Regions from separate parts of the Homo sapiens genome. Here all the other regions are linked to region 4. A link is a contact called in ENCODE Hi-C or POLR2A ChIA-PET data. All regions are on one chromosome and are shown on one strand. The core of a region is the stretch at or near the end of the contact, and the rest is flanking DNA. Distances in the headings are between cores, read along the strand shown.

Region 1 (4,946 bases), core at 1-2,500, 610 kb before region 4:
CTTTGGGAGGCCGAGGCAGGTGGATCACCTGAGGTTGGAAGTTCGAGACCAGCCTGACCAACATGGAGAAACCCCGTCTCAACTAAAAATACAAAATTAGCCGGGCGTGGTGGCGCATGCGGATAATCCCAGCTACTCGGGAGGCTGAGGCAGGAGAATCGCTTGAACCCGGGAGGGGAGGCTGCGGTGAGCCGAGATCCCGCCACTGCACTCCATCCTGGGCAAAAAGAGCGAAACTCCGTCTCAAAAAAAAAAAAAAAAAAAAGATTGGTTACTAAGAAGGAAGAGGGGCGATGAGCCGCTTACTGATGATGAGTCACTCCTCTTAGGGAGTCACTTTCCTCAGCTGCAGAATGGCTGCCTTTTACACCTCTCAGCCGAGCAGCCACTCCGACATAAGATAACAGTCCCCCCTCTTTTTTCCTCTTTTTTTTTTTAACGTAGTGCTAGCCCCATGCCCCTACTCGGCCAGTGAGCACATCCCAGCTCTCTGGCCACTGAAAATGGCTCAGGGATGGGCACATGACCCAAATCAGGCCATTGAGTGGCAGCTCTGCAACTTCTAGCAGTGTCATCAAGGAAAAGAGACTCTCATTAGAGTTGCAGAGCTGGTAGAATAAAGTTGAGAGCTGTGAGGGGCCCCTTTTGCCTCGGTAAAAAGCGAAATGGTCTCCACCGAGAAAACTGCAGATCGAATTCTGACCACCTGGACCCAGCTCCTGTTAGACCCAATCTATAAGCCACCAACTTCCTTTTCTTCCTTAAGCCAGATTGAGTAGGGTTTTCTGTTACCTAAAACTGAAAATGTCTTGGTGAATAAGGGAATAATAACCTCTAGGACACCCTCGTCCCTAGCGGGTGTCTGCATGAGGGAGAAGCAAAATATTAGTACTGTGGTTCCCCTTGGAGAGAAACAGGACGCGAATGGAGCAGTTTGTCTATCTGGGAAATAGGCACGGGCTTCCCAAGATGGTCTTTGAGCGCCTTGCAGTCCCCACACCTCTAAGAAAAACAAGGCTTTAGCGGCAGCAAGAAGGATGGAGGCTACACTGCAGGAGAAACCAGAAATAAAGGCGGAAGCCCCAGGAAAGGCGAGGAGCTGGATCTCTTGGGGCAAAGGGAGCTGGGCCCCTAGGAACGGGCCCCACACGCTTTCACCACCCACCTTCGGCTCACCGTAGCCTGAACCTCCTTCTAAATCAGCCGCCGACTCACTAGGAAGCCGCCATCTTTACAGCCGGAAGTTGTACGGCGCAGCCCCGACGCCTCCTGGGAAATGTAGTTCAGCGGGCTGCAGAACAAGCAGAGACAGAAACTGGTTGAGGCTAGAAAGAACTTGGAAACTGATAGGCTGAAACTGGGTTGGGGGTGGGGTTTGGAGTGAGAGCTGCCTGGAGCTGGGTGCGGCGGGACCTGGAATGTGATTGGCTACACTGGAGCAAAGTATGAAATGTGATTGGATTAAAAAAATTAGTGAATTTTTGTTTTTGGCCGAATCAGACTACAATAGTCAGTGCTTCTACCGTGATAGGCTGAAACGTGGAATAGAGGTGGAGCTTGCAATGTGATAGGCTAAGAGGGACGGAGAAGGCCGATTTAGGGAAAGAGGAGGAGCTGATTGGTGATTGGTGGAGCTGGCCTGAGCCTCCATGTGGGGCAGGTATTCCCATGTGGGTGTGGCCTGAGCATCCAGGGCCCTTCCCAATTACTTAATTCTTGTTCCTTATTTTACATATATTTGCATGAATCAAAAAATACTTACTCTGGTCTTATTGGGTCACTGTAGGTGGAGCGAAGCTAAGTCGGGCCTATTTCAAGCCTACCTCTTTTTTCATGGCTTTTTTTTTTCTTATTTTTAGAGACAGGGTATCGCTCTGTCGCCCAAACTAGACTGCAGTCACGCGATCATGGCTAGTCACTACAGCCAAGCGATCGCTCAAGTAGCTGGGACTACAGGCGAGGACCACCGCATCAGACTACCCTAGGCTTCCTTCCTTTTTTTTTTATTTTTATTTTTTAGATGGAGTCTCACTCTGTCGCCCAGGCTGCCGTTGTCTTCTTAGTGCACACTTCCCCCTTAGCCCCAGAAGTATTTATTTATTTATTTTTATTTTTTTGAGACAAGAGTCTTGCTCTGTCGCCCAGGCTGGAGTGCAGTGGCTCAATCTCGGCTCACTGCAACCTCCACCTCCAGGGATCGAGCAATTCTCCTGCCTCAGCCTCCCAAGTAGCTGGGATTACAGGCATGCACCACCAGGCCCGGCTGAGATATATATAGTATTTTTAGTAGAGCTGGGTTTTTGTTGTGTTTTTTTTTTTCGTTTTTGTTTTTGTTTTTTTGAGATGGAGTCTCGCTGTGTCACCTAGAGCGGCTCTTTGAAGGCTCTAAGCCTTTGCCCAGGAAGTTCCTTCTGCCTGGAATGCTGTTCCTCCTGTTGCTTTTCTGGCAAGTTCTTTATGCTTCAAAGCTCACCTTACACAGCCCCTCCGGCTATTCTCGAATTAGAGCCTGGCCAATGTGGCCGGCTTCTTTGACCCTCAAAAAAAAAAAAACAACTGAGGAGTTGGGGGCAGTGGCTCACACCTATAATCCCAGCATTTTGGGAGGCTGAGGTGGGTGGATCACGAGGTCAGGAGTTAGAGATCAGCCTGGCCAATATGGTGAAACCCCGTCTCTACTAAAAATACAAAAAATTAGCTGGGTGTGGTGGCGCGCACCTATAATCACAGCTACTCAGAAGGCTGAGGCAGAAGAATTGCTTGAACCCAGGAGGTGGAGGTTGCAGTGAGCCGAGATCGCACCACTGCACTCCAGCCTGCGTGGCAGAACAAGATTCCATCTAATAAAATAAAATAAATAAATAAACTGAGGCTTCAAGTGGCTCTTAAATGTTTCTGGGGCTGGTGGGGTCGGTGGCTCATGCCTGTAATCCCAACACTTTGGGAGGCTGAGGTGAGTGGATCACCTGAGGTCAGGAGTTTAAGACCAGCCTCGCCAACATGGGAAAAACCCATCCCTAGCCGGGTGCGGTGGCTCACGCCTGTAATCCCAGCACTTTGGGAGGCCGAGGCTGGCAGATCACTTGAGGTCAGGAGTTCGAGACCAGCCTGGTCAGCATGGTGAAACCCTGTCTCTACTAAAAATACAAAAATTAGCTGGGCATTGTGGTGGGCACTTGTAATCCCAGCTACTCGGGAGGCTGAGGCAGGAGAATTTCTTGAACCCAGGAGGTGGAGGTTGCAATGAGCCAAGGTTGCGCCACTGCACTCTAGCCTAGGCGACAGAGCAAGACTCCATCTCAAAAAAAAGAGAACTGTCAGCCCACAATGAAGAGACAGGCAGAGAAGAAAAGTTCACAGGGGAGCCAAATAAAAACCATCAGCTCACGGGAACATTCTAGCTCTTTTTTTTTCTTTCTTTTTGAGACAGGGTCTTGCCTTATTACCCAGAATGGAGTGCAGTGACGTGACCACGGCTCACTGCAGCCTCAACTTCCAGGTGTTAAGCAATCCTCCCACCTCAGCCTCCTGAGTAGCTGGGACTACAAGCGTACGCCACTACTCCTGGCTAATTTTTATATTTTTTGTAAAGACGGGGGTCTCGCCATGTTGCCCAGGCTTGTCTTAAACTCTTGGACTCAAGCGATCTGTCTTCCTCAGCTTCCCAGAGTGCTGGGATTACAGGTGTGAGCCATGGTGCTCGGCCCATTCTAGCTCTTGAGAAATAAAATCCAAGAGTCAGAGCTAGAAGGGCCATGAGTTTGGAGGCTGAGAAGAGGAGGGGCTGAAACCTTGGGAGTCAGGTATGTGTGCCCCGCTAGGGCTGCAGGAAGCCGCTGTCCCCGAGAAGGAAACAACACAATAACAAGTCACGTGACCAGGGGAGGGGGTTTCCTGTTTCCCAGCCCCTCCCAGGCCAGGCTTGGCCAGCCCAGGCCTGAACAGGCAGTGGTCAGAGTGACCCCAACAGAGTGTCCCGGGACTCAGGCCTCTGATCAAGTTACCCCCAGAGGATCAGAGAGGTAGAGAGAGCTGAACCTCTCATTTAGGAGGGCCGGGGAGGAGAGGGAATTCTTGAGATCGCATTCCCAGGCTCAAATAGAGGAGGAAAGTGGACAAAGACGTAGTGAAGGTAAAGAAGGCAGAGAAGAAGGGGGAGATCAGGACAACCTTCTTAGGTAGTGAGCTCCCTGTCCAGGGAGGCATTCAAATCTGCCCAATCAACATTGATAACAAAATCCCTTCCTGAGGGGTAGTCAGTGCCCCATTTCACAGCAGAGGAAATTGAGGTTGTCCTTTGTCCAGGACAACAAAGGCAAGAGCTCATGGCAGGCTGTGGTTTTAGGGGTTGACGAAGGAGAAGCATTCAGAGGGCACTGGCTTCTGGACAGCAATGAGTGCCCGGGCCACGCGGCCCCGAAGCCGGCGAGGGAGGCATGCTCCACCCGTAAGTGTCACCCTCTCCCCTCCACACCCAGATCCTGGGGACCCCAAGGTCCTGTCCTGCCTGGCTCAGAGCAGGGCCCCGGGGGTCATTTGCAGGGTGAACTGGATCCCGTGGCTGAGAGTTCAGAGGAGGTCGAGGCAGCCAGTGGGAGCTCCAAGCCCAGCTTTGCCCCACCTCCGGTGAGCTCCGGGCTGGAGCAGCTGGGCCCCATGGAGGAGGTCAGTGGCCAAGGCCTAGGAAGCAGGTAAGACCCGCTTGGTCTGTGCCCTTCACTCCAGTCCAGACGCATCTTTGCCATCCACAGATCTGCTGATGTGCCTGCTCTGCTCACACACCTACCATAGCTCCCTATTGCCTTCAGCCTGACTTTCTTTTTTTTTTGAGTCTTGCTGTGTCACCCAGGCTGTAGTGCAGTGCAGTGGCACAATCTCGGCTCACAGCAACCCCTGCCTCCCGGTTCAAGCGGGAGCCTCAGCTTCCTGAGTAGTTGGGATTACAG
Region 2 (5,060 bases), core at 859-3,358, 850 kb before region 4:
ACCTCTGCCTCCCACATTCAAGCGATTCTCGTGCTTCAGCCTCCCCTGTAGCCGGGATTACAGGCACACGCCACCACACCCAGCTAATTTTTGTATTTTTAGTAGAGATGGGGTCTTGCCATGTTGGCTAGGCTGGTCTCCAACACCTGACCTCAGGTGATCCACCATCCTTGGCCTCCCAAAGTGCTGAGATTACAGGTATGAGCCACCACGCCCGGCCAAAAACCTGCTTTTTTTTTTTTTTATCTTTAAGACAGTCTCACTCTGTCGCCCAGGGTGGAGTGTAATGGCATGATCTCGGTTCACTGATCATGCCTCACTCCTGCCTCAGCCTCCCGAGTAGCTGGGATTACAGGTGCGCACCACCACACCTGGCTAATTTTTGCATTTTTAGTAGAGACAGGTTTCACCATGTTGGTCAGGTTGGTCTCAAACTCCTGACCTCGTGATCCGCCCGCCTCAGCCTCCCAAAGTGCTGGGATTACAAGCGTGAGCCACCGCACCCAGCCAATTTTTGTATTTTTTTTTAGTAGAGACAGAGTTTTGCCATGTTGGCCAGGCTGGTCTCGAAATCCTGACCTCAGGTGATCTACTCACGTCGGCCTCCCAAAGTGCTGGGATTACACGCGTGAGCCACCGCACCCGGCCAAAACTTTTTAATGATGCTCTTGGAAAACACACACAGGAAGGCGGAAGTTAAATGTGTACCCAACTACGAAGTCAGATGAGGCAGGATCACACCCTGGCTGCCCCTCTGGTCACTAGATGCCTTGGGCAGGTAAGCTCACCTCTTCTGGCCTCAGTTTCTCCATCTGTGAAATGAGTGTAACATCTCATAGGCTGTGGTACGGACTCATGAATTGATGCATATAAAGCGTTCAGTAAGCCTTTTCTCTTAATAAAAAACCCACAAAACCATCATCAGCTCAAGATTCTATGCAAAGAGAAGACGGCACACCCAGCATGGGGTGTCCCTTGACGCTGCCAGACTCAAGTGACTTGAGGTTCCTGGCCTTTGAGCCCGCCCCTCCCACTCTTCCCTCGGCCAGGCCAAGGCTCCTCCAAGCCTCAGTTACCCTGTCTTTAAAAGAGCGCGCTCCTCTGATTCTATAGAATCCTGAGGCTCAAAGCCAAAGATGAACAGCCTGGAAGCAGAGCCATCAGAGCGGCAAAGCTGCCCAGGGATCCCCGAGAACTCGCTGGGGTTAGAGATCAGGACCCTGAGATTCAGGCTCTACACCTGATTCCTCGTGCCCCCGTCCGCTACGGGGCTGAGTTATGGGCATCGTTTGACATGGGCCACTCGGATTCCCTTCCAGGCCCTTGCCCGTGCCGTTCCCTCTGCCTGGCCACCGGATGAAGCAGGAAGACGGACTGCAAGTAGACCATTTCTAGCCCTGCCTAGATAAAGGCAGAGGGCGCAGTGAGGTCCTGCGGGACCCACTGTAGGCGGGGTTCAGGAGGCGGGCGAGCCCTGTCGGCTAGACCCCCAGCGGCCCCCGTAGTCGAGGTGCAGGCAGTGGGCGTGACCATCTCGGCATGACCCCCAGTGGCCCCCGTAGCCGAGGGCAACCGGTGGGCGCGGCCCTCTTGGCATGACCCCCAGCGACCCACGTAGCCGAGGTGCAGGCAGTGGGCACGGCCCTCTTGGCATGATACCCAGTGGCCCCCGTAGCCGAGGTGCAGACAGTGGGCGCGGCCCTTTCGGCATGGCCCCCGGCGGCCTCCGTAGCCGGGGTGTAGGCGGTGGCTGTGGCCCTCTCGGCGTGATCCCCGGCGGCCCCCGTAGCTCTCACCCGGTAGAGGCCGTACGTGCTCTCGGCGTGATCGAAGGGCACGAGGCGCTCGTCGCAGAAGCCCAGCGTCCAGCGCGCTAAGCTAGCTGGCCCGGCAGGGGCGACGGCGGCGGGTAGCTCGCGGGCTAGCATCGAGACGAGGCTCCCGCCCGACAGGCCGAGCGCGAAACGGGCGCGGGCCCCTGCCAGGCAGCATGCTGCGCGCTGGGCCACCAGCTGCGCTAGCGCCGCACCCAGCTCCTGGGAACTCGAGAACACCGAGATGAGGCCCGGGGCCGGCGCGGCCATGGCGAGGGCGGCGGCGGGGAGGAGGAAGCGCTCCCTACGGCCGTCGCTAGTACGCCTGCGCAAGGGCCGGCCCTGCCGCTTGGTTTCGAGTACTTTGGGTGATTGTCTTTGGCACATGCGCAGTGAGGCAAGTGAAGCACCGCGAAGGTCGGGCAGTCGGTCCGGCCCTACCCATTGAATCTTTGCCTGCTGTGCCTGAGTCGAAGTGAGTTCGGGAAGCCAGTGCCCGAATGCTCAACCTTGCTGTATCAGGGAGGGCCGGAGAGGGGAGCTCAAGAAGAGGACGTCCTATCGAGGTGGCAGGGATTTTCTGAAGGAGGGCGTATTTTGGTGAGTTTTAAAATTCCTGCACCGCCGGGCGCGGTGGCTGACGCCTGTAATCCCAACACTTTGGGAGGCCGAGGCGGGCGGATCACGAGGTCAGGAGATCGAGACCATCCTGGCTAACACGGTGAAACCCCGTCTCTACTGAAAACACAAAAAATTAACCGGGCGTAGTGGCGGGCGCCTGTAGTCCCAGCTACTCGGGAGGCTGAGGCAGGAGAATCGCTTGAACCGGGGTGGCGGAGGTTGCAGTGAGCCGAGATCGTGCCACTGCACCCCAGCTTGGGCGACAGAGCGAGGCTCCATCTCAAAAAAAAGTAGGGGATGAAAATATGCTTGTTGAATTTTTTTTTTTTTTTTTTTTACATTTTCCGGACGGACGGGCTCTTGCTATATGGTCTAGGCTGATCTTGAACCCCTGGGCTCAAGCGATCTTCCTGCCTCGGCCTCCCAAAGTGGTAGCATTCAGGCGAAAGCCACTGCGCCTGGCCATGCTTGTTGAATTTTTTAAGCTAACCCTCCTAGTGTGGTGGTGTGTCCCTCTGAGTGCCCAGAAAGGCCTCCAATCGAGTTCTTGCCTGGACAGAGGGCTGGAAGGGGAAGAAGGCCTGGTGGGCCTGGGGAGGCTGGGCCACTTCTGAGAGTGGGATATTTCAGTGATGTGTGTAAGCGCAGTTCAACTCACACAGGTAGTGGATTTTAAAATCAGTAGCAAATTAAGAAAACAATTCCATTTACCATAGCATCATAAAGTATAAAGTAGGCATAAATTTAATAAAAGAAGTACAAGACTGTACTTCTTGAGAGCTGTAGCTGGGCTTGGTGGCTCACAGCTGTAATCCCAGCACGTTGGGAAGCCAAGGCTGGACCCGGTGGCAGCTGCCTGTGGTCCCAGCTACTTGGGAGGCTGTGGTGGGAGGATCACTTGAGCCCAGGAGACTAAGGCTGCAGTGAGCTGTGTTCCTGCCATTCCACTCCAGCCTGGGCAATAGAGTGAGACCCTGTCTCGAAACAAGCAAAAGAACTAAAACTTTGGTGAAAAAAAAAATTAAAGATGATCTAAATAAATGGTAAGACATTCCACGTTCATGGATTGGAAAGTATAATATTGTTAAGATGGCAGTACTCCACAAATTGGTCTACGGATGCAATGTAATCCCTTTCAAATTTACAATGTTTTTGTTGAAATTGACAAATTGATCCTAAAATTAATAATAAATTGCAAATGGCCCCAAAATAGCCAAAACAATATTGAATAAAATACGAGGACTCATACTTTCTCATTTCAAACAATAAAAAGGTACAATAACCAAAACTGTGGTATTGGCATAAGGATAGACATATAAATAAATGATTGGAACTGATGCAGAAATAAACCTATGCATATATGGTCAACTCATCTTTGGCAACGGTGCCAGGACTATTCAAAAAGAAAGGAGGGCTGGGCGTGGTGGCTCACGCCTGTAATTCCAGCACTTTGAGAGGCCAAGGCAGGTGGATCACCTGAGGTCGGGAGTTTAAGATCAGCCTGACCAACATGGAGAAACCCTGTCTCTACTAAAAATACAAAGCCTTAGCTGGGCGTGGTGGCACATGCCTGTAATCTCAGCTACTCGGGAGTCGGAGGCAGGAGAATGGCTTGAACCCCGGAGGTGGAGGTTGTGGTGAGCTGAGATCACGCCATTGCACTCCAGCCTGGGCAACGAGCAAAACTCTGTCTCAAAAAAAAAAAAAAAAAAAAAGGAATAGGCCAGGCGTGGTGCTTCACGCCTGTAATCCCAACACTTTGGCAGGCCAAGGTAGGCAGATCACCTGAGGTGAGGAGTTCGAGACCGGCCTCTCAAATGAAGTAGAAACCCCATCTCTACTAAAAATACAAAAATTAGCCAGGCGTAGTAGCTCATGCCTGTAATCCCAGCTATTCGGGAGTCTGAGGCAGGAGAATGGCTTGAACCCGGGAGGCAGAGGTTGCAGTGAGCCAAGATCGCGCCACCGCACTCCAGCCTGGGCGACAGAGCAAGACTCCCTCTTAAATAAATAAATAGGCCGGGCGCGGTGCCTCACGCCTGTAATCCCAGCACTTTGAGAGGCCGAGGCGGGTGGATCACGAGGTCAGGAGATCACGACCATCCTGGCTAACACGATGAAACCCTGTCTCTAGTAAAAATACAAATTAGCCAGGTGTGGTTGCAGGCGCCTGTGGTCCCAGCTACTTGGGACGCTGAGGCAGGAGAATGGTGTGAACCTGGGAGAAGGAGCTTGCAGTGAGCCGTGATCTCGCCACTGCACTCCAGCCTGGGCAACAGAGCTAGACTCTGTCTCAAAACAATAAATAAATAAATAAATAAATAAATAAATAAATAAAACCCAAAAAGTCTGTTAATTAATAAGAAAAACTAACAGAGTTCAAGCCTAAGAGTCATTGGGATTATTTTCTGGCCAACTTGGAGGGAACTTCCTAGACACTATTGCAGCTAGAGGCTTTGGAACAAGAAAGTTCACTGGGCCACTGTCTCACCTGGAGCCCCTGGCAATGAGTCCATTCCCCTTCTTGTGCCTCAGTTTCTGCATCTGTACAATGGGGACCATGGTGACACTTCCTGAAGTGGTTGCGAGGTTGGAGAGAGATTAGTCAGAATTCACTTGCCCAGC
Region 3 (5,154 bases), core at 1,228-3,727, 580 kb after region 4:
TGGCAAAGGAACAGGAAGATGTCAGTTAATCACACAAAAATCTAAACGAAACCAGCTGTCGGGAAACAGGCCCAGAAGTCTACCACACGCCGGCTCCTGGCTTATTCTACAAGAGTGAAAGGTTTTTTTTTTTTTTTTTTTAACCCACCCCTGGTCTTAGTTCCTTTTGCCCTGGGAGAGGTTTTCCCTCTCCCAGACGGAAAGAAGCATCCTTTGCTTTTTCAAGAACTTTTCGAACTTTTTCAAGAAGTCTTCAACTCTCCAAAAACATCTTCTCTCCCAACTAGACGGTCTTGCTCCTAAATCTTGGCTCCAGGCTGAGGGCCATTTTGAAGCCGAGTTAATTGTCCTCCAGCGAGATGACTTGGGATGAGATCAGAGCAAGAGCTGTGTCGGTTAAGTGTGAGAAAGAGGCCAGACCGGCTACCGATTGAGGCTTACACCGGGTTTCTAAGGCCTCTTGGGCCAAAGCAGCCCTTACAGGATTAGAGGCTTCAACCAAGGCCCATGCTGCAGCCCCCATCTGGGCTCTTTCCAGTCCTGGCAATTCACACCACCAATTCCATCTGGCTGGGCATCTTTTGCCTCTCTAGGGTCCCCACCCTGAGCCTCAACACTGAACTTTCAGGGCTTTTGGGCTTCAACCTCTATCCGCACACCCCCCCACCCTCATCATACAACTTTCTTGCCTCTGAGTCTGTGCACACCCATGTCTCTGGTCCCAGCAAACTTATTTATTCTATAAGACCCAGCTCAACCTCCATTTTGGAGCCTCCCCTGTCATGCTCCCATAACTGCACAGAAAACCCGTGGAATGCAGACCTCGCTCCATCAGTGAGTCAGCTCCCCTGCCTCCATTTGTCTATGAGCTCTTCCCAGGGCAGAGAAAACACAATTGAGGCTGGGCGCCGTGGCTCACGCTTGTAATCCCAGAACTTTGGGAGGCCAAGGTGGGCAGATCACGAGGTCAGGAGTTCGAGACCAGCCTGGCCAGCATGGTGAGACACTGTCTCTACTAAAAATCCAAAATAAAAAAAAAAAAATTAGCTGGGCGTGGTGGCGGGCACCTGTAATCCCAGCTACTCGGGAGGCTGAAGCAGGAGAATCTCTTGAACTCGGGGGGTGGAGGTTGCAGCGAGCCGAGATCGCACCACTGCACTCCAGCCTGGGCGACAGAGTGAGACTGCCTCAAAAACAAAACAACAAAAAACAACAACACAATTGATTATTTACAAAGCGCCAGGCTCCACGCCTGAGATTTACTCCTGGGACCCTCCCTGCTACTCTGGGGGGTCGGGATTCTTATCAGTCCTACTCGCAGATGGGAAAAAAGCTCCTAGAGAGCAAATACCAAGTCATGAAGCCTGTGGGTGGCATGATATGGGACCAGAATCCAAATCTGTCCCCAGACCCTGGCGGTGCCACCATCTGTCCCGAGGGACAGCCAGGAGGATGATGCAGAGAGGATGGTGAAACTCCCTCCTTTTTCAGACCCATTGTTTATCTCGGGCCCTGCGACTCGCGGCGGAGGCGCACAGCAGGCGCTCAAACGATCGTGGGTTCAGGGCCCCGCGCCAGCGTTCCCGGGGCCTTCTGGAGAGAGGCAGGGTCCCGCCGCCCCGGTTCCCGCAGGAATCAGCTGGAGAAAGGCGGGCGGCTTGGGGCTGAACTTCCTCCACCCCCCATCCCCCCCGCCGCCTGGAGCAGACACGTCGCCGCCGCGCCCCTGGGAACGGTCAGGGAAGCAAGCAGAAGCCGGGAAGCCGCGAAAGAGGCGAGAAAGTGCGACCCCCTCCCCAGATCCCCGGTCCCCCGTCGAAATCCCTGTCGGCCGGTCAAACCCTAGACAATGGAAGCTCCACGTTTTCATCCTCATTCTCCCCCACAAGTCCGGTCGCGGGTTCCCCTCGGCCCGGGACCCCGGCGCCAGCCCCGGAGTCGGAGCCTGCACGATACGCCCCCTCCCGCCGCTCCACTTCTCCACCCGGAGATCGCTCACCCCCTCCGCCCCATCCCCCCATTTCCCGCTTGGCCGGCCCCGCCCGACCCGGAGGCGGCGCCCCCTCCCCTGTCCCAGGCCCAGGAAGGAGGACGGCGGAGGAAGTAGGGGGTCCTGGCTGCGGGCGCAGGGATGTGGGTCGGCGATCGGCGTCCGAGGGCGTAAAAAGGCGGCCCGAGGACTGCGCGCGGGCGGGCAGCGCGGGAAGCCGGGAAGAAAGGAGGGCGCGCGGGGGAGGAGGCTGCGGGTGCGGGGCCCGAGGCCGGGGCGCTCACTTTCTCGCGCCGCTCGCGCTCGCCGTCCAGCTCCCGCTGCAGGCCCTGCGCGCGGTCTTCCGCCTCGTCCGCCTGCTGCTGCAGGGCCTGGATCTTGCGTTTCACCGCCTCCAGGGAGTTGAGGCCGGCCATGGCGCGGAGGCGCAGAGGCGCACGGGCAGCGGCGGACGCTCGGCTGGGCTCGGCTCCGGCGAGAGCTGCACAGCCGCGCCCCGGCCCCCCAAGCCTTTGCCTGCGCGGGGGCCGCCCCCGCCTCTCCCCGCCCCCCGGGCCGGCTGCCGTCGGGGCGATGAGGTCACCCGGCCGGACCGCCGACGTCAGCACCGCTGGGGGAGGGCCTGACGTCGGCACCGCTGGCCACAGCTGCTGGAAAGTGCCCCTTTTCGGGACTTATTTGGAGAAAGCGCTGGGAGGCGCCGCCTTCTCCTCCTCCTCTTCCTCCTCCCCCTGCGGCTCTCCCCGCCTTCCCGGCCCCGGGGCTCCGGCCTGGCCCCGCCGCGGGCTCCCGCATCCCTGCACACGTACGTCGGAGGCCTTCTTCTCCGTGAGCTCCAGCTTCTCCTGCGCGTCCTTCAGGTCCTCGGAATATTTATCCAGCTCGTCCTCTGTCCCTTTTAGTTTCTTCTGGAGGTGCGTCAGCTCCTCCTCCACCTGGGGACGACAGAGCGAGGAACGGGTCAGCCTGGGGGGGGGGTCACGTCCCCGAGGTGCAGGGGCGGTCCCCCCCAATATTCACAAGAGTCCTCCGTCTCTCTCTGGGCATCAGTTTCCTTATCTGTAGAACAGGGGTTGCGATAGCATGCACCACGCCATCCATGCTACCTGATAGTGGGATTTTCACATCTTTCCCTCGTCCTGAGGACCAGCTGTTTTGGGCTTATTGGGGTCCCCAGTACTCTAGGGAGATCAATGGCAGCTTTTGGGAAACTGAAGACTCCAAATGTTTTCCAGAAATACACACATTCCAGTTTCAGAGGTGCAGCCTCACCATGATCTGGAGTTAAGCAATCTCATTCTCTGCGCGTGGATCCCTCCGCCCATCCCTGTCCCCAGCCTTTCTCCCTCTGGTTCTGACCCCAACACGGGGTCAGAGAAACTTTCTAACAAATACGCCTGCCCTCTTTCTGCCTAGAACCTGCTATGGCTCCCTATGGCCCAAGGCAGTGGTTCTTAGACTGTCTTACCAAAATACTCTGAAGGGCTGAAGGGCTCAGACCTAGTCCCTCATTTCTGGGCTTTGGGGAGCTTGGCTAGAAGAGACTCGCCCCTACAGGATCACTTTCTTTGAAGGCTCGGGTTAAATCTTTAAAATTTTTGCATATAGGCCATGTTCATTTTAATAAAAATGTCCCCTACTTTCCCTAAATTTTCAGTCCTCTGTTTATCCCAAGAGTCCTATCCTCCCATCACTCCTAGTTTGAGAAGCTCAGGCCTATGGATTACAAACCACAGACCCCATCACCTCTCTTTGTCACCCCCCACCACACCGGTCTAGAGTTGGCTCAAGAAGACTTTTCTGTCACCTCCAGGCTGAAACTCCCTCCCTGGGCCCCCAACTCTGGATTAGGGTGATCATATCCAGCTCATGCCTGGATCTGACTTTTTTTTTTGAGAGTCTCGCTCTGTCACCAAGGCTGGAGTGCAGTGGCACGATCTCAGCTCACTGCAACCTCCGCCTCCTGGGTTCAAGTGATTCTCCTGCCTCAACCTCCCCGGTAGCTGGTACTACAGGTGCACACCACCACGACTGACTAATTTTTGTATTTTCAGTAGAGACAGGGTTTTGCAATATTGGCCAGGCAGGTCTCAAACTCCTGACCTCAAGTGATCTGCCCGCCTCGGCCTCCCAAATTGCTGGGATTGCAGGCGTGAGTCGCCACACCTGGCTTGGATCTGACTTTTGCCTTAGATGGTTTGACACTGATCTTGTTCCTGCTCCCAGGGTGGGCAGACAGCCCCCACTGAGCCCAGCTTCATTCTCCTGCTTCCTCCCCACAGCAGGAGGCTCAGAGAGGTGGGATGACTTTCCCCAGGTCACACAGCACAGGGTTTGAGCCCAGGTCTTCTGGAATATAAGCCTATAATGAACTGAATGCTTGCTTTTGCCCCCTCTCCAATTCATGTGTTGAAGCCCTCATCTCCATGTGATGGTAATTGGTGATGGGGCCTTTGGAAGATGATGAGGTTTGGGTGAGGTCATGAGGGTTGACCCACCATGATGGGATTAAGGCCCTTATGAGAAGAGGCCAGAACTTGGTTATCCTCTTCCAATGTGAGGACACAGCAAGAAGGTGGCTGTCTGCAAGCTAGCTAGAGAGCGCTCACCAGACATTTAATCTGCCAGCATCTTGATCTTGGACATCTAGCCTCCAGACTGTAAACAATAAATGTCTATTACTGAAGCTACCCAGTCTATGGTGTTTTGTTATAACTGCCTGAGCTGACAAAGACAAAGCCCTTGGCCCTGTTCCTCACACTAGGCCAGCTTCCCTTCCTCCCTCTCTGACTTGCTTCTCTTCTTTTTTTTCTTGAAGAGGGTATGTTAAAAAAGCTGCTGTGCCCGTGGCTTCTAGACTGAGCTCTGAATCCTGTCTGGGCTACGTGCTCACCCCTGAGTGGATGTGCAAAATGTACCAGGTGCCCCATATGTGTGTGTGTGTGTATGTTTTTTTTTTGCCTTTTTTTTTTTTAACCTGATCTTGCTGTGTGTGTGTGTGCATTATTTTTTTTTTTTGCGTTTTTTTTTTTTTTTTTTTTTTACATGGTCTTCCTGTGTCTCCCAGGCTGGAGTGCAGTGGTGTGATCATAGCTTACTGCAGCCTTGACCTCCTCGGCTCAAGCGATCCTCCCGCCTCAGCCTCCTGAGTAGCTGGAAAGTGT
Region 4 (5,152 bases), core at 1-2,500:
CCGGCCCGCGCCACCCGCTGCCGGTCCCCTCCAGCCCCCCGCCCCGGCTCACCTGGCTCATACTTGAGGTAGAGGATGGAGACGATGAAGTAACTGAGGTCGAAGACGGGGAAGAGCGGCACCCGCGAGAAGCTGAGCGCCAGTTCGCCCAGGCTCAGCGCCGAGAGCAGCTCCATGGCGCCCGCCTGCCCGCCTGCCGGGTGCCACCCGGGGCCCCGGCCTCGTCCGTCCCGCCGCCCGCGGCCCGGCGACTGCGCCCCCGCAGCTGGGCCCGCCCCCGCCCGCCAGGCGCCACCCCAGGCCCGGCCCCCGCGGGAGAGGAGGGGCGACGGCCCACCCCGGGACAGGTGGTGGGGACGCCCAGCACCACGGACGCAGCTGGACGGTCGGGCGTCCCAGGCGTTGACCCTCCTGCCATCGCTACCCCGTTCCGCCCAGCGAGGCGGGGTGCGGGGCACCCGTGCAAGGCGAGGGAGGCTGGGGAGCTGCCTGTTCTGGGGGCCCGTCCCTCACGGAGCCCACCCACGCGGGACGCCCGTTCCCAGGGGGCCGGATCGGCCAGGACTTTGTCCCCGTGGGCTCAATTAGGACCCCGATCTTCGGTGGAGCCCAGTGAGGACCCCTACGCCATGGTGGGACCCCATGAATCAGAACCCCTGTTCCCCGTGGAGATAGGTTAGGACCTCGGTCCTCTGTGGAGCCCCGTCAAGACTTTTCTGCCCCATAGGGTCCGTTCGATCAGGAACCCCGTCTCCGGTGGGGCTCTGCAAATCAGGACGTCTTGTGGGGGGCAGCTCAGTGGGAACCCCCGTTCCCCATGGGGCCCAGGAGGATCTCATTTTAGAGCCCAGTTGGTTGGGGCACCCGTTTCTAGGGACCCCACTGCGTCAGGACCCCGCACCCTGTGCAGCTCAGGAGTCAAAGGATTCCTTTTGTCCAGAAGCCCAATTTGGGACCCCAGAAAGTGAGTAGGAATTGCTGCCCAGCTAACCCTACGGCATCGAGACCTCACGCATGCGCGGCACGCTTCGAACGCGTGACCCAATCCCGCCCCCAGGAGACCCCGCTCCTCCCATTCTGGCTCTCGGGGCCTCCCCAGCGAGGTGGGGCGCTCGCGCTCCCCTAAGGGGGTCTGGCCTGCAGAGGGCGGGACCCTCCCAGCCTTGACCTTCGATTGGCCCAGCCCTCGCCACTGTTGCTTTAGGATTGGTCGGCTTGTGCTCCTCTCCCCTCCCTCCCTGGGGCTTCCGCTTCCGGTTCTGACGGACGCTTCGGCCGTAACGATGATCGGAGACATCCTGCTGTTCGGGTAATTAGGGGGACCAGAGGCTGGGAAGAGAGAGCCAGGCAGGACGCGGGGGCGCCCCTAGTAACTGTAATTCTCCCTCTGCAGGACGTTGCTGATGAATGCCGGGGCGGTGCTGAACTTTAAGCTGTGAGTAGGTCGCGGCCGGACTGCGGCTCCATCCGGGGAACCCGTAGCCCCGCCCTCATAAGCGTGATCTCGGCGCACTTCTCAGGCCCCGCCCCCAAGCCGCAGGCCCCGCCCTATCCGCCCTCTGGGCACGCCTCCAGCCTGGTTTATCTTCCTCGCCCCCCACCCCCCGAGAGACCTTAAACCCATACTCTCCGTTCCTTGGTTGTCCCTCTGTTCACCTTCCTGGAGAGCTTAAGCCCCATCCCCCAAGAAATAGCCCCACCGCGGACCTTCCGCCCTGCACCCGCACTGTCGGGCCACTTTGTAAACGGTCGGTGGCTGCTGACCTGGCTGTGATTGTCCGGGCAGTGGGGGCCCAGAGAAGGGTATTGAACGTCAGAGGTCACACAGCAAGTTTGCGGCAGGGCCAGGGCTGAAACTTAGTGTTTGTGGCCTTCTGAGCTGGGGGTCAGGGGGCTGAGGACTCTATGTCCCATTGAAAGTGGACACTGTCTGCTCCTCTTTGTAGGAAAAAGAAGGACACGCAGGGCTTTGGGGAGGAGTCCAGGGAGCCCAGCACAGGTAAGGTCTAATTGGATCCTGGAATTGCATGGTCCACTTCAGAGGACAGTTCTGTTTCGCCAAGCCCTACCTTCGTTTTCTTTCTTTCTCTTTTTTTTTTTTTTTTTTTTTTGACACAAGGTCTTGCTCTGTTGTCCAGGTTGGAGTGCAGTGGTGCGATCATGGCTCACTGCAGACTCGACCTCCTGAGCTAAAGTGATCCTTCCACCTCAGCCCCCTTAGTAGCTGGGATTACAGGTGTGTGCCACCATGCCAGGCTAAATTTTGTATTTTTTGTAGAGATGGGGTTTCTCCACGTTGCCCAGGCCGGTCTCGAACTCCTGGGTTCAAGTGATCCCTGCCTTGGCCTCCCGAAGAGCTGGGATTACAGGCGTGAGCCACAAGTTTTCTCTTTAATTGAGCGTGTGTGTGAGTGGGAGATGACTGAGAATGTGCTAGCCTTTCTGCCTACCTCTGTCATCTATTTCTTTCTCCTACCAGACCTCCCTGATGTGAGCACTCACATCACTTCCTACCGTTATAATGTTCTGTTATGTTTGCTGTCATCTGGCTAATGTCTGCCCCTCACATATGACTGTAAACTTCAGAGAAGAGGCCCTAGCTTGGCTTGTCCCATCCTTTGTTCTTGCCGTACCCGTCCTCCGATGCCTGTGAATGAATGAATGAACAACCTCACACATAGCTGTTGCTTTCAGAGTGCTGCAGACCTGCCACTTTTAAAATTAGATGCCAACATTAGATTTTTAATCAGGAGATTTTATATAAAAATTAAGATGTCTGATTTTTCTTGAAAAATTGGAACATTCTGCAACTCAAGATTCAGGAGAGCTGTTTGCATCTATTGAGTGTAGTTGAGAAGGACTCTGAGGAGGTGGGGCCTGTAGACTCTGCCTCATCCCAGCCCTAACCCCTTCATATGTCTATCATCTGCCTGGGCCCTGGAGGCCCCAGAATTTACACTTCCTGCTGAATTTGATTGTGTAACTATTTGGAGTCTTAAGGGGATCTGTACATGACTATTGTATCCATTCATTAATTCTTTCATTCACCAGATATTTGAGTACCTAACGCATGCTGGCTACTGTGCTAGGTGCTGGGGTACAGCAGGGGTAAGACAGATAGAGTGGAACTTACCATGGGGTGGGACACATGGTTTCTAAGCAGGGAATAGATAGTGACAGAGGTGACGTTAGGTGACAGAGGCAGGGAGTCACAGGATGGTGATGGGGTTGCCCTCCTGCTGGGGTGTGGAAGGGAAGGCCATTTGAGGAGGCGGCGTCACAGTCAAGGCGGTGGATGCCATGATGGAGCACTGCCCAAGGATGGGGGAACCCTGAGGAACAGAGGTTTTCTTCTTTTAGAGACAGGGTCTTGCTCTGTTGCCCAGGCTGGAGTGCAGCGGCACAGTCATAGCTCACTGCAGCCTTGAGCTCCTGGGTTCAAGAGATCCTCTTGCCTCAGGCTCCCAAGTAGCTGGGACTACAGGCACTTACTACCACGCCTGGCTAATTTTCTAAATGTTTTTTGTAGAGATAGGTATCTCGCTGTGTTAACCAGGCTGGTGTCCAACTCTTGGTCTCAAACGATCCTCCCACCTCAGCCTCCCAAAGTGCTGGGATCACAGGCATGAGCTACCACGCCTGGCCGAGCTGAGATTTTGAAGACACTCCAGCAGCTCCCCTTTTTGGGGGCCTGCCCTTGGGTGCTGACCCAGTTAGGTGCTTCCTGTTAGTGTTGCATTCTCCCTCCATTCTTAAAAGATAATGGTCACTTTCCCATTTTACAGATCAGGAAACTGAGGGTCAGAGATGTGGCTCAACTTTTTTGTGGCCACATAGGGAATCAATGAGAATCAGGATTAGAACCTGGGTTTTTCTGACTCTAGCGGTTGTGCACTCAATCACTAGACCATCTGTCCGTCTATCCATTGATCCATCCATTCATACATTGACTCAGCAGCCATGTGTTACTTAACCCCCACGTGGAAGGCACTACCAGGCCCTAGAGTTGCACTGTACAGATCCGAATCAGAGCTCCAGTGGGCGGGAGATTTGGCACAAAGTGGCAGGAGCATCAGTGACAGGGATGCCAGGCAGGGCACCAGTGCTCTGTCAGGAGCTTCCTGCTTTGCTGTGTCCAGTCTCCTTCCAGCCCAGGTGCTGCACCTGCTGCTTCCCCTGTGGGAGCTGCTCTTTGCCCTCCATCCTCTTTGCCTGGCTTAACTGTAATACCATAGTGGCTGCATTTGTTGAGAGCGTCATGCGTGCCAGGCAGTGTGCTAAGGTCTTCCTAGCTGCCTGACACCCCTATTGACACAAGAGGGAATGCACATAGATAGTGCAGGGATGGTCCCAGGTCACCAGGTCACCTGTGCAGAAGGACAGAGGCAGGATTTGAGCTCACATTTGTTAAACTGCCCATGTTTGAGGTCAGAACTTGGAGCTCTGGCACTTCCTCAGAAAGCCTGTTTTTTGTTTTTTTGTTGTTTTTTTTTTTGAGATGGAGCCTCTCTCTGTTGCCCAGGCTGGAGTGCAGTGGCACCATCTCAGCTCCCTGCAATCTCCGCTTCCTGGGTTCAAGCAATTCTCCTGCCTCAGCTTCCCTATTAGCTGGGATTACAGGCACCCACCACCATGCCCAGCTAATTTTTGTATTTTTAGTAGAGATGGGGTTTCGCCATGTTGGCCAGGCTGGTCTCGAACTCCTGACATCAGGTGATCTGCCCTCCTTGGCCTCCCAAAGTGCTGGGATTACAGACTTGAGCGACGGCACCCGGCTGGAAAGGCTTTTTTTTTACCTCCCACCCTTCCCCATGCACATGCCATGTTGGGTCTCTGCAGTGTGTATTCCCAGGACACCCAAACTTTCCCACCAGAGCAGTCACATGTGAATATTTGTTTAGTATTTCTCCTCCCCATATGCTTGTTGGGGCAGAGCCACCGGTCTTTGTTTCTTTCTGTATCCCCTGTATACTGCTGTTGCCTGGAATGAGTAACCTTTTTTTATTTTTTGAGACAGAGTCTCACTCTGTTGCCCAGGCGTGCAGTGGCGTGATCTCAGCTCACTGCAGCCTCCACCTCCTGGGTTCAAGTGATTTTCGTGCCTCAGCCTCCCGAGGATTTGGGATTACAGGCACGCGCCACCACGCCCTGC
Region 5 (4,879 bases), core at 2-2,501, 680 kb before region 4:
CTCATGCAGGGGTTGCACAGATGGGGTCTCTGAGGGAGAGAATGGACAAATGGGGGACTTGCTTTGGTGAGGGTCTCGGCCCAGCCACGGCAGAGGTGGCCCAGCTCTCCGTCCAGCTGCCTGAGGGCCTGCCGCCGCTGCGCCTCTGTTTCCGCGTGGATAAGGTCCGCCAGCCCCTCCACTTCGGTCAGGTTCAGCTTCCCATTGGCGAACGCCCGTCTGGTGAACTCGCCTGCCTCCGCCGGTCGAAGCCCTGGCACGCTGCCTGCAGGAAGGTCCCAGTCTGACACCCCCTGGTCCCCACCCAGGCCCATTGGGAGGACCAAGCATCTCACCCAACGCTGCAACTCACCCAAGGCCTGCAGGACGCCGCTCACCACTGCCGGGCCTCCATGCACGTGGAACTCCACGCAGTCCTCACCGGTGAAACTCTGGGGACCTAATGTGACAGACAGGTGACAGGAGGACAGCACAGCCAGTGCAAACCCTTGGAAGGGGGAAACTGAGTCATGGGACCTACAGGAGGCTCGGAACCTGGGGACCCTCACCTGGGAACCAGAGCACCAGTGCGCGGTCCAGAGGCTCCCCGGAGCGGGGATCGCTGAGCAGGCGCAGGCTGGCGTGGCGAGCAAGGGGCAGGTCTCGGGGTGCTGTGAGAATTCGGAGGGCGTGGCCGCTGGCGGGGCCGCTGGTCCGGATCACTGCGATGCCGCAGCGGCCTTGGCCAGAGCTTAGCGCGAAGATGGTGGCGCCGGAGCCGGGGGCTGGTGCGCCGCTGCTCCGGCGCGTGCACAATCTGGAACCGGAGGGGAGGCGAATCAGCGCACCTGGGAGGCTCAGCCTCAGTGTCAAGTAGACCGAGGGCTCGATGATCGCGAGATGCTCCAGGTGGGGGGGTTCTGCGGCTGGGGGATGCACAAATTGGATGTTCTGAAGGCCGAAGGGTGACCGGATTAGGGACTGTGAGGCCAGAAGGAGACCCAGATATGGGCTCTGCCGCAAGGGTCATGAACGATTGAGGCACGGAAGAACGCGAATGATTGCTCTGCCGCAGGGAATTGGGCCCCTAAAACCCAGGGAGTGGGTCTGGGGTCCAAGCAGCACCCCAAGCTGTCGCACCCCTTCCCCTGTAGCCCCACCTGCGAGGCCCACGTGCCGCTTGGGCCGCCAGGGTCCAAAGCCCCCGCCACATGGATTTACAACCTGCGACCCGCCTGCCCGACCTGCCTGTGTGGCTTCAAGTCTGGGCAGGGGGCCCCGCCCACTCCGCGGCTTGACTAGTAAAGTGCTCAACTATTCTCGACCACCATTGGGTATCTTAGGATACGTCCTGCCCACCGTCTGAAGATACTCGCTTCCATTGGCTGGTGCAAGGGAGAGCGGGAGCGGGAGGCGGTATGGAGGTAGGTGTAGCGAAATGTTGTTCCCCGGGCAACATGAGACCAAATTTTTAGGGTCCTAGCGCAGCGAGGCTGACAATAGGAATAAGGAATGGAAGAAAGGACAGAGTTTGGCACAGGGCAGTGCAAATTACAGCGAGGGGAGGTTTTGAGTCCCGCATTTTCCATCTGCTCACTCCGCAGCCTTAGGCGTGGCAAGGACCTATGTGCGTTCAGTTTTCCCGTTCAAGAAAGGAGGGACTACACCTCTTTACGTTCAGGTTCAGACCGGAAACTCAGAGCATCTCGGTGACCGGGAGGGACGAGTACTGGAGAACCCACGCCCTGATCCAGGGAAAATCTTGCCCGAACTTCTGGAAAGAGTCCTACTTGCTTTTTCCGGAACTCTCCAGATTCTCTCCCCTCCCCAGCGTTCCCTTCTGCCGTTCCCTCGGCTTCGGATGCCCTTCCTCATTTGACAAACTCGTCTTCAAGGCCTAGCTCCAAGATCCCCTCCTCCAGGAAGTCTTCCTGGAACCCCCAGCACAGCCCTCTCTCCACTGTGGACTTCCTTGGCTCTCTGTCTCTCTGGTCCAGGTCTGCACCTGCAGAGCCAAGTGTCCGGTCAGTCTCTGGCTCCCCGAAAGCCAGAAAGGGGAGCCTCGGAGATTGCTTTCAGGTTAACCCAGGACAGCACTGAAACTCGGAATAAAGCGCTGATGGTGGAATTCCAGGCACTGGCTGGGCGGGGTCTCCGGGAGCGCCTTCGCATGGCGGATTCTCTGGTTCTGGATCAGAGCGGGCGGGCGGCGCACTTGCGTGTTAAGAAAAATCTGTCTGACAGAATAGAGTTCTAATACCCCCTTACCTCGCCCTGCTCAATATTTTTATTTACTTTATTATTTTATTTTATTTTATTTTTGAGACAGGGTCTCACTCTGTCGCCCAGGCTGGAGTGCAGTGGCGCGATCACGGCTCTTGCAACCTCCAACTTTTGGGCTCAAGGGATCCGCCCGCCTCAGCCTCCTGAGTAGCTGGAACCACAGGCGCGAGCCACCATGCCAGTCTAACTTTTCGGTGTTTCTTTTTGTTTGTTGTTTTTGTTTGTTTGTTTTGTTTTCGTTTTTTTGGTGGAGACGGGGATCTCACTACGTTGCCCAAGCTTTTTTTTTTTTTTTTTTTTTTTTTTGAGACGGGGTCTCGCTCTGTCGCCCAGGCTGGAGTTCAGTGGCGCGATCTAGACTCACTGCAACCTCCGCCTCCCAGGTTCAAGCGATTCTCCTGCCTCAGACTCCCAAGTAGCTGGGACTACAGGCGTGCGCCACCATGCCTGGCTAATTTTTTGTATTTTTAATAGAGACAGGGTTTGGCCATGTTGGTCAGGCTGGTCTCGAACTCCTTGCCTCAGGTGATCTACCCGCCTTGGCCTCCCAAAATGCTGGGATTACAGGCGTGAGCCACTGCGCCCGGCCGAGGCTTTAATATTTTAAGTTGTAAAATAGGAACAAATGATGACATATTTATATTTCATCTGCCATTCTCTAGTTGTTACATCTGTAACAAGCTAGTTATTACATCTGTAACAAGCTAGTTGTTACATCTGTAACAAGCGTACAGCAAGCGCCTACTGTGTGCTCGCATTGAGAACCAGACCTGGCCCCTCGTTCCTACCCTCGCTGGGCTTTCAGTCTAACAGACTGAGCTACTCAGAATAGTCAGGGGTTGGCCAAATGCCAGGTAAAACCCAGGTCGCCCAGCTAAATGTGAATTTCAAATAAACAATGAATAATTTTTTAGTACTAGTATGTCCCATGTAGACATAGGACATAGAAACATTTATGTATGTATGTATATATATGTATTTGAGACAGGGTCTCGTTCTGTCGCCCAGGATGCAGTGCAGTGGGTGTGATCTCAGCTCACTGCAGCCTTGACCTCCTGAGCACAAGCGATTCTCCTGCCTCAGCCTCCCAAGTAGCTGGGATTACAGGTGCGCCCCGCCCAGCTAACATTTATTCTTTTATCTGAAATTTACATTTAACTAGACGGACTGTATTTTTATTTGCTAAACTTGACAACTCTATGGGATCCTCTCCGAGGTTACATCCTGAAGGGAGTCGGTGTTAACCGGACGAAGAGTGCATGAGGAGTGTTCTAGGCAGCCAAATGGTGCGTGCAAAGTTCCTAAGCAGGGCTTGCTGTAATTATGTATCACAGCCCTACTGGGGTGGTTGAAGTTATTGTCACCAGGAATCTTCCCCAACCGGCCCGCCCCTCCCACGTCCTCCCTTAGTCAACTTACGCCCATCTCACATTCCAAACAGCGTCTCCAGGGTCCGGAGTTTGCAGATGGGGAAACTGAGGCTCCGAGGCGGGGACCAGAAGAAAGCATGGGTGGGGACAAGTTGGAGAATGCACCATCAGTGCGGGCGGGGACCAGCAGCAGGGAGCGAGGTAGGCGGGCGAGAAGGAAACCCAGAAAACAACACGGGCGGAGACGCGAACCAAAGAACTAGGCGGGCGAACTCAGCTGAGAACCCTAGAGTGACGTGCATCGGGCCGGGAAGGAGAATCGAGGTTCGGCTCGGGCGGGGACGAGAAGCAGCGCTCGGGCGAGCGAGGACCGAGGCCGGCGCGGGCGGGCGCGGCCTTTGTCTCCTCCTCCCGCGCGCTCCGCGGCTGCACCGGCCCCATGAGCCCGCGGCTCCCCGTCGCCCGGGCCGTCCGTAGCCCCTGACCTGACCTGTCCTCGCCATGGCCGAGGCCGCCTCCGGCGCCGGGGGCACGTCCCTGGAGGGCGAGCGTGGCAAGAGGCCCCCGCCGGAGGGCGAGCCTGCAGCCCCGGCGTCCGGAGTTCTGGGTATGTGTGCGGCGGCTGGACCAGACAGGGTTGCAGGTGCCTGGGGAGCCCGCGTCAACTACACGGGGAGGAGGATCAGGGTCAAACGTAACCTGGCGTGGTGTCTGGACGAGGGGCCGGCTCCTCCCGGCACTGCGGCTGCGGCCCGGCGGGCGGGGCTGGGACGGTGCTTCGGGCTGGGGTCCCGGCGCGGAGACGCGGACACGCCCCTCCGAGAGCCCCAGGCTTGGGCTGCGCCCTGCCACCCCCGGGCTGCGGGATCGCGGCGGGCCAGGGATGTGCTTGAGAGAGCCTCTCCGCGAAGAATACAGAATCATACGGTCCTGGGTTCAAATCCCAGCTTGACTGTGTGACCTTGGGCGCGTGACTTAAACGCTCTGGGCCTCAGTTTCCTCACCTGTGAAATGGGGGTAAGAACCGCACCTAGTCCCTGGGGCTGCTGCAAGGACGGCGCTGTCATAATGTGGTGAAGCGCTCAGGGCTGCTAGTGAGCGCCCCATCGATTGTGGTTTTGGAGGCGGAGCTGGGCCTCAAGAATGAGTAAGATTTGTAAGGGAGGATCTGGGGGGAAGGGCATTTCTGGAGGAAGGCCTGGCTGGTACAAGGACGTGGAGGGAGGAAAATAAGCCAAGCCCAGAGC

The links. A loop is a pair of places that touch in the nucleus more often than their neighbours do. ChIA-PET counts read pairs that join two places held with the same protein, here RNA polymerase II (POLR2A). Pooled maps may share reads with other maps.
Region 1: a loop to region 4 is called in a pooled map, with 17 times the contacts of the local background. The contact joins the promoter of BABAM1 here to the promoter of SMIM7 in region 4. A Hi-C loop is called at or near these places in 2 of 37 single-sample maps with no recorded cell type and 11 of 50 pooled maps. POLR2A ChIA-PET finds 5 or more read pairs at or near these places in 2 of 52 experiments (activated B cell and activated T-cell).
Region 2: a pooled map shows a loop between it and region 4 (34-fold over the local background). The contact joins the promoter of PGLS here to the promoter of SMIM7 in region 4. A Hi-C loop is called at or near these places in 1 of 37 single-sample maps with no recorded cell type and 8 of 50 pooled maps. POLR2A ChIA-PET finds 5 or more read pairs at or near these places in 2 of 52 experiments (activated CD4-positive, alpha-beta T cell and naive thymus-derived CD8-positive, alpha-beta T cell).
Region 3: a map with no recorded cell type shows a loop between it and region 4 (18-fold over the local background). The contact joins the promoter of TPM4 here to the promoter of SMIM7 in region 4. A Hi-C loop is called at or near these places in 2 of 37 single-sample maps with no recorded cell type and 8 of 50 pooled maps. POLR2A ChIA-PET finds 5 or more read pairs at or near these places in 1 of 52 experiments (B cell).
Region 5: a pooled map shows a loop between it and region 4 (13-fold over the local background). The contact joins the promoter of GTPBP3 here to the promoter of SMIM7 in region 4. A Hi-C loop is called at or near these places in 1 of 37 single-sample maps with no recorded cell type and 9 of 50 pooled maps. POLR2A ChIA-PET finds 5 or more read pairs at or near these places in 2 of 52 experiments (BJ and GM10248).

What each region holds. Positions count from the first base shown.
Region 1 is chr19:17,263,747-17,268,692 of GRCh38, reverse strand. BABAM1 (BRISC and BRCA1 A complex member 1) reads right to left here and starts at 1,250. Exons shown (of 9, transcript NM_014173.4): 1 at 1,166-1,250. USHBP1 (USH1 protein network component harmonin binding protein 1) reads left to right here and starts at 3,948. Exons shown (of 13, transcript NM_031941.4): 1 at 3,948-4,022; 2 at 4,346-4,447; 3 at 4,543-4,691. The coding sequence starts at 4,394. RefSeq lists enhancers at 762-1,473, 981-1,480, 1,741-2,200.
Region 2 is chr19:17,508,697-17,513,756 of GRCh38, reverse strand. PGLS (6-phosphogluconolactonase) reads right to left here and starts at 2,108. Exons shown (of 5, transcript NM_012088.3): 1 at 1,797-2,108. The coding sequence starts at 2,084. PGLS-DT (PGLS divergent transcript) reads left to right here and starts at 1,868. Exons shown (of 3, transcript NR_147835.1): 1 at 1,868-2,414. RefSeq lists enhancers at 635-1,290, 1,121-1,380, 1,343-1,637, 2,131-2,380, 1,948-2,604 and 1 more and silencers at 1,343-1,637, 1,881-1,930, 1,941-2,070.
Region 3 is chr19:16,073,818-16,078,971 of GRCh38, reverse strand. TPM4 (tropomyosin 4) reads right to left here and starts at 2,477. Exons shown (of 8, transcript NM_003290.3): 1 at 2,275-2,477. The coding sequence starts at 2,406. RefSeq lists enhancers at 108-157, 268-487, 1,406-2,135, 2,136-2,863, 2,864-3,593 and a silencer at 1,918-2,827.
Region 4 is chr19:16,656,242-16,661,393 of GRCh38, reverse strand. SMIM7 (small integral membrane protein 7) reads left to right here and starts at 1,250. Exons shown (of 5, transcript NM_024104.4): 1 at 1,250-1,309; 2 at 1,394-1,435; 3 at 1,947-1,999. The coding sequence starts at 1,284. It overlaps TMEM38A (transmembrane protein 38A), which reads right to left and starts at 255. Exons shown (of 6, transcript NM_024074.4): 1 at 53-255. The coding sequence starts at 176. RefSeq lists silencers at 188-437, 458-657.
Region 5 is chr19:17,333,925-17,338,803 of GRCh38, reverse strand. GTPBP3 (GTP binding protein 3, mitochondrial) reads right to left here and starts at 1,251. Exons shown (of 9, transcript NM_032620.4): 1 at 1,140-1,251; 2 at 549-796; 3 at 353-439; 4 at 63-265. The coding sequence starts at 1,192. It overlaps ANO8 (anoctamin 8), which reads left to right and starts at 3,949. Exons shown (of 18, transcript NM_020959.3): 1 at 3,949-4,239. The coding sequence starts at 4,134. RefSeq lists enhancers at 267-938, 939-1,610, 1,611-2,282 and a silencer at 4,007-4,446.